2 separate regions of the Homo sapiens genome follow, and region 1 is linked to region 2. The links are chromatin loops, found by intact Hi-C in ENCODE. Cell type or tissue: chondrocyte. All regions are shown on one strand. Links, peaks and the distances in the headings refer to the core of each region. The heading gives the core; the rest is flanking DNA.

The links. Peaks named below come from ENCODE experiments on the same cell type or tissue, not always from the same donor. Only the 100,000 strongest peaks of a DNase experiment are listed, where the experiment ranks them.
Region 1: it touches region 2 in a loop (2.6-fold over the local background); 2 of 110 quality-filtered maps call a loop at or near these places.

The regions. Positions count from the first base shown.
Region 1 is chr15:65,403,775-65,411,774 of GRCh38, forward strand. IGDCC4 (immunoglobulin superfamily DCC subclass member 4) reads right to left here. Exons shown (of 20, transcript NM_020962.3): 2 at 7,246-7,596; 3 at 6,404-6,545. Among named protein-coding and RNA genes, the nearest start is that of IGDCC4, 15 kb to the right of the region's middle. RefSeq lists an enhancer at 6,825-7,482. In chondrocyte, for the core only: no CTCF peak of the experiment used is centred there; no DNase peak of the experiment used is centred there.
Region 2 is chr15:65,527,884-65,536,967 of GRCh38, forward strand. HACD3 (3-hydroxyacyl-CoA dehydratase 3) reads left to right here and starts at 2,580. Exons shown (of 11, transcript NM_016395.4): 1 at 2,580-2,835. The coding sequence starts at 2,749. RefSeq lists an enhancer at 904-1,404 and a silencer at 2,443-2,662. In chondrocyte, for the core only: a CTCF peak has its summit at 4,351; DNase peaks (open chromatin) are centred at 2,577 and 3,044.

The sequences.
Region 1 (8,000 bases), core at 1-8,000, 120 kb before region 2:
GAGGGTGTTCCCTGCCCTCTGGGCTAAAGAAATAGAAAGGTCCAGAGACCTTACTTGAGAAACGATGTAATCTGGGATAGGGAGGTCTCCATGGGGGTTGGGGTGGTGGAGACCAGAGTGGGCTCCGACCTAAGGAGGGGGTGAATGGGTCCCTCGGAATCCTCCAACTGGGATCCCTACAGGGTCAGCTCCAGGTTGAGAATCCTAGTTTCTCAACAGAGCAAATGGTGCTGGCCTCTGGGATGTAGGCTGGGCCAAGGTCAGAGAGGGAAGGGGGCAGTTGTGCGCTTGGTGGAGATCCCTTAGCTCCTGGGGAAGTGGGGTCTAAAAAAATCTAAACATGGAACAGGAGAAGTAGTTCAAAGGCTGGGGAGGAAGAATGTTCTAAACAGGGGCCCTACAAACCTGCTGTGGCCCAAAGACTTAAAGGACTTAGAGAAAAAAAGCATAAATATGCCCTGCTCTTTCCTGCATCACACAGGCAAACCCACCTCTGCCCCCAGCCTCTCACCCTCAGCTCCAACAGCTGCCTACATAAGTGCTGGGGCAGAGCGAGAGAAAGGGACAGGGAGACAAGTGTGGCTGGAGCAAAATCCTGGGCCAGGACCCAGTCTGCTGCCAGAGAAGAACTGACAGGAAAGGACGAATTGGGGAAGGACAAGTAGGACCCACCTAGAAAACAGGCCCCACCCCCATCCATCTAACGTGCTCTTCCTCCAAGACCTTTCTTTCTCCTCTTTTCCTCCCTCGAACTAGCGAGCTGACTATGCTGCTGGGAACTGCCTACATTTCCTAACCCCAGTGTTTCTAGGTCTTTCCAGGGAATATTGTGCTCCAAGTACTCAAGAGGTAGTCTCTCCTTTGAAAAAATAACATTCCCTTAATGATGTGATTGAGTGAATGAATGAATGAATGAACAAATTAATGAATGAATGAATTCCTTTCCCCAGATATGGTGCTATTGCTGCAGCCAATAGAGGCAAGATGGAACCACTTTTAGGGTTCATCTAAAATCTTTTCTGGCCGGGCTTTTTGGGAGGCAGAGGCAGGAGGATTGCTTGAGGCCAGGAGTTGGAGACCAGCCTGGGCAACATGGCAAAACCCAGTCTCTACAAAAAATACAAAAATTAGCCAAGGCATGGTGGTGCACATCTGTAGTTCCAGCTATTCAGGAGGCTGAAGTGGGGAGATTGCTTGAGACCGGGAGGTAGAGGCTGCAGTGAGCAGTGATTGTGCCACCGCACTCCAACCTGGGTGGCAGAGTGAGTCCCTGACTCAAAAAAATCTTTTGCTTTGCTAAAATGTGTTTTTAGAAGCTCTGTCCTTGGAAAAGTGTTCAAAATATATTAGTTAGTGGGGGGGGGGGAGTAAAAAAACAGTGTTTATGAAGAAATTCTACTTTTAGAAAATAGAGAAAAGTTATATTAGGATATACATAGAAAAAGCCACAGGTGGCAAAGCTCGTGTGGTTTATGGGGGTTTTCTGTAGGAGTGAGATTACGGGGGATTCTTATTTATTGTGCCTGTTAAGTGGGTTTTTTTTTTTTGCAATTAATATGTATCAGTTAGGAAATATAAAAATTTTTAAATGTAAATTGCTAATAATCTGTGCCCTTGTACACTTTGGTTTGTAACTTGGGCTCTAACACAGAAGCACTGTGACATGCTGGAGAGAACTGGTTTCAATGTATGTGATTTTAGCAAGTGACATTCTGTATCTGGGCCACAGTTTTCTCATTTGAAAAATGGGTTAAATAATTCCTGTCCTGCCTTCTTCACAACCCTGACCCTCTTATTGTGTTTTGAGCTCACATTAGATAACGGACATAAACATATTTATGAATTGCAAGCTCTGAACACATGTTTACAATGGTGTAACCCATATACGTATTTCAAAAGACTGCAAGGAGACGCTCAAATTGGTAAAAGCTGTGTTCAGTCAGTAGGTGACTTTTTTCCCCTTTCTGTAAAGTTGGTATACTCTACCATTTTAAGAGAAATTCAAATTTCAAATAAAATAAAAGCTACTTATAAAATGAAAAACAATCTCAACTCGAAAGGAAGGGATGATTCTTTTTCCAGCCTCAAACCTGAGTCTGCTGCTCCTACCCACAAAAGGCCACTTGGGCCCCGAGGATTAAAGAACACAGAAGAAATGACGCAGCTGCTCTGAATTTCCCAAGGGCCAAGGAGCCCCCACCCTAAGCCCTTGAGATCCACCCAGGGCAAGGGGATACTGGCTGGAAGTCACATGAGATTGACAGAAATGGTAACCACTGGGAGAGGGTAGGGCCGGAGCCCATGTTATTTAAGTCCCTTAGTTCCATGTTTCTTAAAATGTGAGTGAATGGCGATAACAAAATGATTTCAAGTGGATCCAGATACATGGCTTTTTATCCTAGAAGTTACATTATTTATTTTTATGGCTATCTTCTATTTATGGCAAGTGTTGCTGGTTTTCCATTTTATTGCAGTGAGATAATGTTCCCTTTTAAAATGTGTTCAAGTTACGAAAGAGCGAGTTGATGTAAAGAAAATTATGAAGTGGTTGTGTAAATGGTATAAGTATGGTCACAATTATGAAGGTGGTTTTTGAATACCTGGGATTTGGGAAACATTGCTCTCATTGATTACTAGTTCCCATGAAAGAAAAATTATCCCCTAGATTATCCCCTATTATTAGAAAATAGTATGAGTACCGGGGATTTGCCTTGGGGTCTAGTCTTTACCATCAGTTCCAAACGAAGCACATACACCCTGACGCAGTGTGTTTATTAACTGCACATGTGCCACGTTACACCAAGGCATACGGTCTCCTTCAAACCACTGGGCTGAGTTTATGAATAGCATATTTGTGCATGCACTATATCTGGGCATGTGTAAAAATACATACCTTGGGCATAATCAAGTTGCTGTTTTAGACATTTCTTTATTCCCCCCACACAATGTGCCGGGACATGCGAGCCTAGCTTATTTATAGATGAGGATCACTTTTCAGAGGACTTGGGGGCAAACACTCCCAGAGTCCAAAAACTGGCAGCTCTGGCCTCCTGGGTTAGGTTTGTGGCTTCACGGGATGACGCCTGAGCTAGACGTTGGGGGTGGTGGGGAGGTCTGAAACCCACTGGTGTGCTGAGAAGCTTTGGGGAAGTAACTTCTCTGCTCCCAGCCACAGTTGGACTACAGATTTCTAAATCCACCATTAATTTTTTAAAAAATTAAAGTTGTAATGTGATACAAACTTCTTCAGACCTCACAGGTTCCGCACCCAGCCACCAAATGACACCTACCAGAGGCCTGTGTATCCTCCACGCAGGTCGCTGGAGTCTGACACTCTGAGTACTAAGCTGTGTGACCTGGGGCAAGTTATTTCTGCCTCTGATCCTCCAATCCCTCATTTAACAATCCAGATAAAAATACCTACCATATCCATATGTACAGACCTGGAAGGATGTTTATCAAGTGGTAAGTGAAAAAAAAATTAAAATTGCAACATAATCCCATTTTTGTTTTTGAAAAAAAAAAAAGATGATTCAACAAAAAACCTAGTATGTACAATATAATTTATTATTATTATTATTATTCTGAGACGGAGTCTTCCTCTGTCACCCAGGCTGGAGTGCAATGGTGTGATCTTGGCTTACTGCAACCTCTACCTTCTGGGTTCAAGCGATTCTCCTGCCTCAGCCTCCTGAGTAGCTGGGTTTATAGGCGCCTGCCACCATGTCCAGCTAATTTTTGTAATTTTGGTACAGACGGGGTTTCACCATGTTGGCCAGGCTGGTCTTGAACTCCTGACCTCAGATGATCCACCTACCTCAGCCCCCCAAAGTGCTGGGATTACAGGCGTGAGCCACTGCACCTGGCCTAAGTTTTGTATTTTCATTCCAGCCTGGGTGACAGGTGAAGTGGCTCAATTTTGGCTCACTGCAAGCTCCACCTCCCGGGTTCAAGTGATTCTCCTGCCTCAGCCTCCTGAGTAGCTGGGATTACAGGCATGCGTCACCACGCCTGGATAATTTTTGTATTTTTTTTTTTTTTAGTAGAGATAGGGTTTCACCATGTTGGTCAGGCTGGTCTCGAACTCCTGACCTTGTGATCCGCCCGCCTCAGCCTCCCAAAGTGCTGGGATTACAGGCGTGAGCCACCGCGCCCGGCCTAAGTTTTGTATTTTTTGAGAGATGACATTTCACCATATTGCCCAGGTTGGTCTCTAACTCCTGAGCTCAAGCGATCCGCCCGCCTTGGCTCCCAAAGTGTTGGGAGTACAGGCGTGAGTCACCGCGCCCAGCCATATTGATATGAATTTTAAAAATGCATCTGCTGGAATATCAATTAAAAGTAAATAGAGGAAAATGTGAAAATAAGAAATACCTACATTAAAGGATGATTGGAAGGGTTAAGTGAGAAAACATGTAAAAGGCTCAGCACGTGCCTGGCCCAAGGTACACTCCCATTAAGTGGTTCATGTTGTGACTTTCAACATGGGGAGATTTTGCTGCCTTCTGCTACCCTCTCTGGGGGGCATCAGGAGTAGGCTCTCGCGTGGTTCTCTCCTGCCTAGCTCATCTGTTCTGGGTTCATGGAACTCCCAGGAGGCACCCATCATCACACAGTGGTGACAGGCTCCACATTTAGAAAGGCACAGAACTTCAAATGTCAGTGTTAGAAAGGCTGGGTCAGCATTTCCCAGGGTTCACCCTCTAGAATGCTCATTCATGGGATGTTAAGGGGCTCCTGGGCAAACGAGCCTAGGAAGTGCTTCGTTAAACAAGGTCAACAGGATTCTCGATACAGCACTTCTCAGGGCCTTGCCAACTCCAGGAGGGAGATTTACAGGCAGTTTCCTGTTCTTATTTGATCATAGAATACTTCATTCAAGAAGCATTTAAAGGGACTAACATTCTATAAAGGCCACGCTTTGGGAAACCACAATCTAAATCAATTTTCATTTGTTTCCCCCTTTCATTTTATAGGTGGGAAGGAGAATAGACTGGGTGAGAAGTGACTCTCTGAGGACCAGTGGGGCTAACCCATCACCAAAGTCAACAGGATGTCTCTCTCTTTTTTTTTTTTTTTTTTTGAGACAGGGTCTCGGTGTGTCACCCAGGCTGGCTGGAATGCAGTGGCATTATTCCAGCTCACTGTAGCCTGAACCTCCAAGTGATCTCGCTCAGCCTTCCAAGTAGCGGGGACCACAGGCACCACACTGCCACACTGGGCTAATTTTTGTATTGTTTTATAGAAACTGGGTTTTGATATTTTGCATAGGCTGGTCTTGAACTCCTGGGCTCAAGTGATCCTCCTGCTTCGTCCTCCCAAAAGGTTGGGATTACAGGCATGAGTCACCACACCCAGCCAGGATCTCTTATGTATGGACCTCTCACCCTCTTCCTCCCTCACAACTGTCCTGTGGCTTTTCTACCCCGAAGTTTCTCCTACAACCCCCATCCTTACCTACACATGGGCAAAAGTCAGAGGAGCTGGGACAATGCAACACAGGCAACAGAAGGTTGGATCCAGGGGAGAAAGGGCAGTGTTTCAGAGCCCAAGGAGCCCCACCTCCACCAGGACGGGAGAAGGATCTAGCTGGTAACTACAGCTACCGAGATATAGGGAGAGGACTGCAGGGTGGCTGGGAAAGGCCTTGGAGCCACATTTCCAAAGATACGTAAGAATCCAGGGGGTGATGACTGAGTCATGAGACCAACTCAGAGACCACAGATGCAAATGAGCCTTGTGGTTTCTGGTACGCTGCATACACATCTGGACCTACCCAGGAAGCCACAAGAGGGACCAAGTCCAAGGTCTAGCCTCTGCTTCCCTTCCGCCTTGGAAACTCTTCCCTGGGATTGCTCTACCCATCCATTGCCTTTACAGGGAAAGAGGAGAGTGAAAGAGGAAAGACCTCTACAATTCACTTCTCAGAGGGCTACGCCCCACTGGATGGAATTGAGAGAGGAAGAGAAGTTATGCATCTAGAGTGGAAACTCCGGAGGAACCCTGAAAAGAGAAAACCTTCCCAGCAGCCTCGGGGAGCCCTCAACAGACAACCAACATTCTGCCAATGGCTCATGGTACGGCTTGGGATAAGCCACAGCTCCTCTCTGGCCTTCAGTCTCCACAATAAAGCAAGTGGTTGGACTAGATGTGCTGGGAAGGACTCTACTACTACACCTACCCAGGCTCCACAGCTCAATGGGTGGCTTCCTCCCAGGGAGCAAAAACTTCTTGTCCAACTTCTCTTTGGGACTAGACATGAGCCAGGAGTCAGGCGGTGGTTAACACTCAAGTCAGCTTAGGTAAATGCAGCTACCTCGACTCTAAGAATCTCAGTTCTGAGCACACCCCAGAGCCCTCTCTGCCCTGCCTACCAGGACCCGCTCCCCTACAGGGCACTCACCGAGGCTCCTCAGGCAATGTCACCTGGTCCTTCTCCCAAGTAATGATGGGAGCTGGCAGCCCTTCAATGTGGCACTCAAAGCGAGCTGTCCCGTTCTCCTCCACCGTCTGAGACTCCGGGTGCAGAGAGAAGTCTGCGAGTGCTGGGGACAGTGAGACACAGGCAGGGACGGGAAAAGAATAGGAGAGAGAAGCCACAGCAAGCACAAACAGTGAAACACATCCGCATGGAGACACAGAAACACACAGTCACAGAAACACACAGCAGAGCCAATTCAGACCGAGGGAGACACAACAAGAAGTGGTGATTAGCGGTCAGATACTGCCAGCAGAATGAATTCCAAAGCCCCCCTGCCCAACATCATCATGATGGTCAAACTATACAGTAAGATGCACACTTCTTCTGGCCTGAAAGTTACTTCATGGTGATCTGTGCCTCCTGAGAGCCCCCTAAGGGGTAAGGCTGGAGCGTGGGGTTTGGCTCCACATGTTCCACCTGCCGTGCAGGCAGGAGCTCCCTTAGGAGGCAGCTTTGTGCCTCTGACACAAAGGGGGCACTCTGGCAGGCTCCCTGGAGGACAGCACAAGCCCAGACTCTAGGACTCAAAGGGAAAGAAAAGCAGAAGGAACAGGGGAGTGGAGAAGAAGCGGGAAGATTATGGAATACCCAAGAATGAGGATAGACAATACCAGGAAGAGACCTATTGAGCAGGATGGGAGGCAGGGAAAGGGGGAGTGGGATCAAGAGAGAGGCATTTGTGCAAGTAACTAACTGCAGATCCCACTTCGCACACCCCAAGTCTGGGTTTCAGCCTCAGACCCCCGCCCGATGCAAGCACTTACTGGCAAGCTTGACGACAGCAGTCTGGCTGGCCAGCACTCCGAGGGGGCCGTGGGCTAGGCACGAATAGTTGCCTTCAATGACCCCCACAGCCTCAGGGACTGACTCGTCACTGCCATTGGGTGCTAGTGGCTGGGACAGCCACAGGGAACCATTGGGCAGCAGGTGTAAGTGGTCGTGCTCCAGCAGGGTGTCCCCATCCTTGCTCCAGGTCACCCTGGTGGGGGGTCCAGCGGCAGCAGCCCCCAGGCTACAGTTTAGCACTGCAGCCTGCTCTGGGCCCAGGATCACTTGCAGTGGCCCCACTCCACAGCTCAGCTCCACAGTCGTCTCCTGGGGCAACAGCAGCTCCCCTGCATAGAGGAGGAGCACGGGGCCATCAGTGTATGTCCCCCCACCTCCCACAGCCTCTGCTCCTGAGTCACCCATGCAGGGGCTGGGGCAAATCAAGGAGAAACACCTGCATCTGGATCCTGGCTCTCCCCTTACTAACTGTGACCTTGGACAAACTGCTGCATTCCTCTGTGCCTGTCTTCCCCTGCTGCTCAATTTCCTCATAGCAGCATTATTCATAATAGCCAATGAGTGGAAACAACCCAAAAGCCCATCACCTGATGAATGGATAGATTACTCAGCCATCAAAAAGAATGAAGGACTGATGCATGCTACAAGGTAGCAAGAAAACTTGACGCTAAGTGAAGGAAGCCAATCATAAGATGCCACATTTTGCATGATCTCATTTCTACGAAATGCCCAG
Region 2 (9,084 bases), core at 413-8,412:
AGGCTGAGGCAGGAGAATCGCTTGAATTGGGAGGCCGAGGTTGCAGTGAGCCGAGACTGCACCACTGCACTCCATCCTGGGTGACAGAGCAAGACTCTGTCTCAAAAAAAAAAAAAAGAAAAAAGAAAAAGAAACCAGACACTGTAGGTTCCATTTATATAAAATTCAAGAACAGAACAGACAAAAAAGACTCTATGGTGATATATCAGGATAGTAATTACTGAGAGGCAAAGATATTTTAACATGAAATAACCTCTGGGATACTGGAAATATTCCAGATCTTGATCTAGGTGATAATTACATGGATATATACATATAGAAAAATTCAGCTTAAACTGAATATTTAAGATTTACCCATGTTCTATATGTAAACTACATCTCAATGTTTTTAAAAAGTGCCCCATATTGCATCTGCATTGTAGTAAACACAATACAATAAAATACCTTTATCATAAAAAATATTTTATCGTTAAAATTCAAGACTGTCAACGTCACTGCTTTCATCAACTCATTCTTGGCAGATTGCATTGGTCTCCCATTGCTTTGCCTACTACCAATTCCTCCTCCTCTCTGACAGGTCTTTCTTGCTGAGCACATTTGATTTTACTAATCTCCAGGTTAACAAACTTCCTTGGCTCCCATGTGTCTGTGGGATACAGTATAGGCACCTCAGTGAAGCAAACAAAGACTTTCCTAATGCACCCTCTGCCTTTCCAGATTCAGGGCGACCTCTCTCCTCTATGCCTTTAATCCCTAGCAGCAGAACCTCCTTCCACAACCCTCTCTCTTTTTTAAATTTTAAGACAGGGCCTCACACTGTCACCCAAGCTGGAGTGCAGTGGCGCGATCTCGCCTCCTGGGCTTAAGCAATTCTCCCACCCTAGCCTCCCGAGTAGCTCGGACCCCAGGGGCGCGCCAACCACGCCCTGCTAACTGTTGTATTTTTTGTAGAGACAGTGTATTGCCATTTTTCCCAGGCTGGTCTCAAACTCCTGGGCTCCAGCGATCCTCCCGCCTCGTCCTCCCAAAGTGCTGGGATTACACGCGTGAGACGCTGCACCTGGTCCACATCTTTTCACCTGTGAACGAAGCAAGCGCCCTGTGCTTCCACGGCCTACCTGGTTCTTACTCAGTCAAATTCCTACTCGCATTTCACCATCCCGTTCTCAAGGGTTGGCTCTCAAATGTCTGACAATGGTTCCCACGGCCCTCAGTTCCTATCATCATAAACTCTTTGTGAGCTCAGCACATTCATTATATGAAAACTCTCTATATTTTATTCTGTCCACTCTTGAGCTAAATGTTTCCAGAGAGCTAGCAGAATTTGTTTTCAGCGTTAGATCCCTCTGCTAAACAAACGGGTGCTAATAGAATCACTTTGCTAAATAAATGGGAGCTAACAGGATTGAATATGAGTTCCATTTTTGTCCCAGAGTTCTAGTTTTCATATAAATATTTCTTCCCATTAAATTCTTCTCTGCAGAAGAACTTGGGGATGAAACCCGATACAGACAAGACAGCTTAAGTAAGACATAAATGAGTGTTGTCTCTAGTTTGAGTTTCCTATTTTTTTGAGACAGTCTCCTGCACTGTCCAATAGAATAGCCACCAAAAATATGGATATTTAAGTTTAAATTAGAAGTGAATAAAGTTGGCCGGGCGCGGTGTCTCACGCCTATAATCTCAGCACTTTGGGAGGCCAAGGCGGGCGGATCACCTGAGGTCGGGAGTTCGAGACCAGCCTGACCAACATGGAGAAACCTCGTCTCTACTAAAAATACAAAATTAGCCGGTGGCGCATGCCTGTAATCCCAGCTACTCGGGAGGCTGAGGCAGGAGAATCACTTGAACCCGGGAGACAGAGGTTGCGGTGAGCCGAGATCGCGCCATTGCACTCCAGCCTGGGCAACAAGAGAGAAACTCCGTCTCAAAACAAAACAACAACAACAACAAAAAAAAAACAGAAGTGAGTAAAATTGAAAATTCGGTTATTCAGTTCAAGTACTCAAAAGCCTCATGTGGCTAGTGGCTACCGTATTAAAGAGCGCAATGTGCAATATTTCCATCATCACCTACAGTTTTATTGGGCAGCGCTGCCCTGGTCTTTATTTTCCCTTGTTGGAACGCTCTTCCACGCTGCTCCCACACCATGTCCCCTATCACCATTATTATCCTCATTTCATCTGTAATTACTTGCATCTTTTAATAGGCTGGGAGTTCTAAGACAGAAGGGACTGTGTCTCACTTCTGTTGTTCCAGTGTTTAGCTTTGAAACCCAGGCACACAGTAGGTACTCAGTAAACAGAATGCGAAGGACCGTCCAGAGACACCAGTCCCAAACCCTTTTCCAGGCTGATCGGTCCCCCATAAGTCTCCAGCCTTTTTTATTTTAAAGCTTATTTTAAAGCATGTCCCTGAAGACGAGTGGGGAGAGCAGACCACCCGCTGATTCCAATTCCCTAGGCGGCCGCGGCGAGCTGCGGCGTCTCTGTGCCCCGGCCTGCCCCTATCCCGCCTGCGCCCCGCCCCCGCCCGGCTCGCGCCAAGGCCCGCTGCTGGCGCCGCCGCCATCCCGGCGCGTCACTGCGCAGGCGCGGCCCGCGAGCGTGGGGTATCTCGAGGTGCCGGGTTGCAGGCGCTCAGGAGCGCTAGGGTTTGAGGCCTGCTTTCTGCTCGCGCCAGCAGAGCACTACCTGAGGCAGCGAGGCGCAGCGAGCCTAGCCTCCCCGCGCCCTGGGCAGTGTGGCCATGGAGAATCAGGTGTTGACGCCGCATGTCTACTGGGCTCAGCGACACCGCGAGCTATATCTGCGCGTGGAGCTGAGTGACGTACAGGTAAAGGCCGGGTCGGGCGGCGGGAAGCGCGCGGGATCGCGGCTCCGGGTACCCGCCAGGACCCCTGCCCCCTTTGTCCGCGTGCGCGCCGGAGAGCCTGCAGTGCGCCAACAAGGTCGGCGACGCGGTGCGCTTACGGCGTGCTGGCGCTTTTCGAGGCTCATCTGCAGATCTCGGGCCGGGGGCACAACCCCCCGAGGGCTGCAGGAACCTTCGGGTCCCCAGAGAGCTCGGCCTGGGCCTCTCAGGCTACCCCGGGCCTCTTCTTTGTTCGCAGTCGGCGGCCTTCATGGAGCCCAGGCCCGGCCCTGGCTGCCTGGCCGTCGGGGTTCGAGTTGGCTGGGGCCCTTCGAGATGTGGGATGAGCTTGTTGGGTCAGGGGTGCGGTTGTGACAGCGGCTTGCTGGGCCGTAGCTGAATGCCTGCCGCTGGCCTGAGAGGTCCAGCCAGGCCCCTCGGACGTTACTGAGGCTGGGCGCTGCCGGAGGTGGGGGAGGGGGAGGGGTGGGGGGCCACACCCACCTCGCAACCGTTCAGTGATGGAAATCATTCTCATTACTTTTAATTTTAAAATTCACAAGAGCTGGAGGAAGTGATTTCCCCCTCTGTTCTGAAGGTTGTGAGCTCAGGTTTGCTGAGTTGCACAGAGAACTTAAAAAGTTCTTAAGTTACATTAAGCATTTCTGTTTGAGCTCCTTGGCCCTTAATGTAAGCAAGCTGAAGGCACGTAGTAGTGGAGACTCCAGGACCTGTGTATCCTCATGTCTCTGTCCAAACTAAAGATTCTGGGCTTTGAGAAACTGGAATTTTCATTCTGGAAGGTTCTTTCTTTCTTTCTTTCTTTTTTTTTCTTTTCTTTTTTTTGAGACGGTGTTTCGCTCTTGTCGCCCAGGCTGGAGTGCAATGGCGCGATCTCGGCTCACCGCAACCTCTGCCTCCCGGGTTCAAGGGATTCTCCTGCCTCAGCCTCCCGAGTAGCTGGGATTATAGACGCGTGCCACCATGCCCGGCTAATTTTTGTATTTTTAGTAGCGACAGGGTTTCACCATGTTGGCCAGGCTGGTCTCGAACTTCTGACCTCAGGTGATCCACCCGTCTCGGCCTCCCAAAGTGCTGGGATTACAGGCATGAGCCACCGCGCCCAGCCTCTGGAAGGTTCTTTCTACAGTCATTCTTATTGGAAACTTCTCCTTAACATCTATGGCACTTTGTCATCTCTTTCACTCCATTTAACTCTCTCTGCCTCTGAACAGGCATCTGCTTGGATCACCCGTGGATCCGGTAAAATGTAGGTGCTTTCTGAGTGTCGACTTGAATTTATTGAATTTAATATAATCTTTGCTTCTGGAATATAAACAGTTTTCCTGTTGAAAGATGAAGACAGTAGTGGCCAGAATGCCTTTAAATAGGCTATGACATTGCATGGTGTGTCGTTTAATGTGTTCATCCAGACTGAGGCTATACTTTTGGGTCAGAGTATGAGTAAATGTTCTGTGCTGTCTCCCTCTACTGCTCCACGGTGGTTTAATAGAATAGGAAAAAACAAACAAAATCTTTTGTAGATGGGGATCAAAGTCCCCGTCTAGAGAGGGTTCTTCCAGCAGTCAATAAAAAAGTACGGAACAGGCCAGGTGCTGTGGCTCACGCCTGTAATGCCAACACTTTGGGAGGCCGAGGCGGGAGGATCACCTGAGGTCAGGAGTTCGACACCAGCCTGACCAACATGGAGAAACCCCATCTCTACTAAAAATACAAAATTAGCCGGGCATGGTGGTGCATGCGTGTAATTCACTATGTTGGCTACTCGGGAGGCTGAGGCAGGAGAATTGCTTGAACCCGGGAGGCGGAGGTTGCGGTGAGCTGAGATGGTGCCATTGCACTCCAGCCTGGGCAACAAGAGTGAAACTCTGTCTCAAAAAAAAAAAAAAAAAAGTAACCATCTAAAAATTTTTGGGGAAAAATAAATCATTTTTCCCCCTTATTGAGTTTTTGTTTTCTCTGGGGTTTCACATCTGTAGTTTTGAGGCACCCATATTTCAACTACCATTAGTTTAAAAGCATGATGTTACCCTCATAAAAGAGTGTTTACATGTGTTAGCAATCCTCTAACACATGTAAGGTAGTACAGATTTACAAAGGTGAGTCAGACCCAGCTTTTCAAGGGCATGCTATCTAGAAGGAGGCGTATCATATACAAACAAAAAGTTTTGTGTAGGAGTATGTTTATTGGTAGAATTGGAGTTGGATGTTGAACCAGGTATCTGGTGTTAAAGGAATTTGTTACCTTTCTTTCATTTAGTTAGTGATGACTTCCAGAAATGAGAATTATTTTTGTCAAACTAAGACTGGGAGAATGTTCCAGAAAGAGAAAGGCATAGACTTTTAGACACTTGTAATCTCTGACTTAAGCCGTGTCAATGCCCAAAGGCCACCAATAACACACCCGTAGTTAAACAAGTTGGGTTTATTACTCATTGCATTGAGAGAGCATACTCCATGGGGAACCCTGGGGTGTTTCATTAGGAGGGTGTTAGAACTGATTATAGGATTTGGGTGTTGGTGATTAGGGGAGGGGAGGGTTAAGGAGGTTGGGTTTCACTTCAGATAAGATCCTGTAAGAAAATATGGGAGTTTCGTGGTTGGGTATCTGAATAAATCTTACCTGTAGGGCAGGGAGACTAGTATAAGAACAAAACTGTAATTGCTACAGGAGTAGCAGTCACTCAATTTGGCCAAAGGGTGTTTGGTATTTCGTGAGTGGCATAGCCACTATGTATTTGTCTGTGCTTATAACAAAATTGTGAAATGGCCTTTGTCTCATTTTATGAGGATTTCAGAGTAACCTTGTCTGAGGTTGGTATTCTGTGAGATTGTTTATGTCCCATAGGAGAATAACATGGCCTGGCTGTGAGTGCTATGCCTGCTTCTGGAGTGTCACGGGTTGCCTTTTTTTTTTCTTTCTCAACTGATTGCTCTATGCAGGGCCTGTTGAAACCAGTGGTTTTACATGTGCAGATTTGTTATTTAAAAAAAAAAAAAAGAAAGAAAAGCAGCCGGGTGTGGTGGCTCATGCCTGTAATCCCAGCACTATGGGAGGCCGAGACGGGCGGATCATGAGGTCAGGAGATCGAGACCATCCTGGCTAACACGGTGAAACCTCGTCTCTACTAAAAATACAAAAAAATTAGCCAGGCGTGGTGGCGGGCGCCTATAGTCCCAGCTACCAGGAGGCTGAGGCAGGAGAATGGCGTGAACCCGGGAGGTGGAGCTTGCAGTGAGCCGAGACTGCGCCACTGCACTCCAGCCTGGGGGACAGAGCGAGACTCCGTCTCAAAAAAAAAAAAAAAGAAAAGAAACCAGTGGTTCTGGCTCTGGATGAAGCACTTCATTTATTTGTTCAGTAAAAATCGTTTATGGAGTACCTACTCTTGTCTATCATTAAGCTAGGTGTGGGGTTCTTGGACAGCACTTTAACACTCTCTGCTTTCTATAGCATGACCCACAGCTTATGTGTAAGTGTGAGTTTTAAAGTGTTAAGTTCCAGTTTGGAGGCATTGGCTCTGTCTCCCTCCATCCTGACACAGGGAACTGTCCAGTCATCACATCTCTATTCTGTCTTGGATGCTGCAGGGCTAGTGACTATGAGAGAACACGGCTGATGTGAGGAGAAATGGTGGACAATAAAGACTTCAGCAGTGGCATCGTCTGTGCTTGAGGTGAACGGTAGCAAAGAGGCCAGCTAAAGCAGGGTTACTTTCAAGATTGAATTTACTTTCACGATGAACATAATGAACGTGTTTGTCCCGAGAAACATAGTTGTTAAAGCATTGGTTTATTTACAAGGTGCTTGTTTGTTTTGGGTGTTGTGAGCAGAGAACAGAGCGTAGCTGTGTTTGAGAGCTGTTTGAAAGATATTGTTCCTGTCCTTACCTAACAGAGTCTGGTGGAAAGAGTGCTAACTGAACACATGAGATTGGGTCCTTGTTCTTATTACACTTATGCTCTAGTGACCATGATTCACTTAACCTTTATGAACCTGACGCTCTTCATCCAGACAGATATGAACAGTAGTGCCTAACTCATAGGACCATTTTGAGATTTGAATTGGAAAATGGATTTGAAAGTGCTTTGCAAATTCTAGTGTGCAGTTCAAGTGAGTGATTATGATGATTGCGATATTAAACCTTAGATGAGAGGGATGGTCACAGAGCAATGGAAGAATAGAGCCTATTAGCAGACCTATTCATATATGAAAAGTTAAGGTATGACAAGAGGCGCTCTTACAAATTAATGAGGAGAGAATGACCCATTCAGGAAATTGTACTGGGACAATTGGTAATCCAAATGGCAAAAAGAAAATAAGATCCTGCCTTATGCCATACACAAAAATCAGTTTCAGGTGCATTAATGACCTAAACGCATAAAGAAAAACTACTAAAAAGAAATATAGGAGACTATCTTTATAATATTGGAAAGGGGGAGAATGTGTTAAGCAAGATGCACAAAACACAAACCCTAAAGACAAAGATTGGCACATTTAAGACAAACTTGAAGAAGACATTTGCAGTGCATATCATTGAGAGATGACTAATATCACGACTATTTAAAGAACACCTACAGACCAATAGGCAAAAGACGTATTACCTAATAGAAAAAGGGGCAGATAATATAAACATTTCAGAGTAAAAGGAAACAAGAATGACCAATAAGTCTGAAAAGATGCTTGACTGCAATTATGACCAGGCACATGTACAGGCATACCTTGTTTTATTGTGCTTTGCTTTATTGTGCTTTGCAGATAATGCGGTTTTGACAAATTGAAGGTTGTGGCAACAAAGTCTGTTGGCGTCATTTTTCCAACAGCATGTGTTCATTTAGTGTCTCTGTGTTGTATTTTGTTAATTCTTGGAATAGTTCAGATTTTTTCATTATTATTATATCTGTTCTGGTGATCTGTGATCAGTGATCTTTGATGTTAACTTTTTTTTTTTTTTTGAGGCAGGGTCTCACTCTGTTGCCCAGGTTGGAGTGCAGCAGTGTGATCATAGCTCACCGTAGCCTTGAACTCCTGGGTTTGAGCAGTCCTCCTGGCTCAGCCTACCAAGTAGGACTACAGGTACCTGCCTAGCTAATTTTCAATTTTTTAATTTTTTTAGAGGTGGGGTCTCATTATGTTGGCCAGGCTGGTCTTGAACTCCTGGACTTAAGCAATCCTCTTGCCTTGGCCTCCCAGATCCCTGAGGTTACAGGCTTGAACCACTGTGCCTAGCCTTGATGTTACTATTGTGATTGTTTATTATTTATTTATTTATTTTTGAGACAGGGTCTCACTCTGTCACCCAGGCTGGAGTGCAGTGGTGTGATCTTGGCCCACCGCAACCTCCGCCTCCCAGCCTCAAGTGATCCTTCCACCTCTGCTTCCCAAGTAGCTGGGACTGCAGGCATGTGCCACTGTGCCCAGCTAGTTTTTGTATTTTTTGTAGAGACGAGGTTGGTCTCGAACTCCTAAGCTCAAGTGGCCTGCCCACCTCGGCCTCCCAAAGTGCTGGGATTACAGGTTTGAGCCACTGTGCCCAGCCACCATTGTGATTGTTTTATGGCAAAATGAAATGCACCTATATAAGATGGTGAACTTAATCGATAAATGTATGTGTTCTGACTGCTCTCACTGGCCATTCCTCCATCTCTCTCCCTCTCCTTGGGCCTCTCCTCTGAGACACAACAATATTGAAATTAAGCCAGTTAATAACCCTACAATGGGGTCGGGTGTGATGGCTCATGCCTGTAATCCCAGCACTTTGGGAGGCTGTGGTGGGTGTGTCACTTGAGGTCAGGAGACCAGCCTGGCCAACATGGTGAAACCCCGTCTCTACTAAAAATATACAAAAATTAGCTAGGTGTGGTGGCGGGTGCCTGTAATCCTAACTACTCAGGAGGCTGAGGCAGGAGAATCACTTCAACCTGGGAGGCTGAAGTTGGGTGAGCTGAGATCACGCCACCGCACTCCAGTGGCAGAGTGAGACTCTGTCTCAAAAACAAAACAAACAAACAAGCCCTACAGTGGCTTCTAAGTGTTAAAGTGAAGAGTTGCACATGTCTCACTTTAAATCAAAAGCTAGAAATCATTAAGCTTAGTGAGGAAGGCATGTCAAAACTGAGACAGGCTGAAAGCTAGGCCTCTTGCACCAAGCAGCCAAGTTGTGAATGCAAAGAAACAATTTTTGAAGGAAATTAAAAGTGCTATTCCAG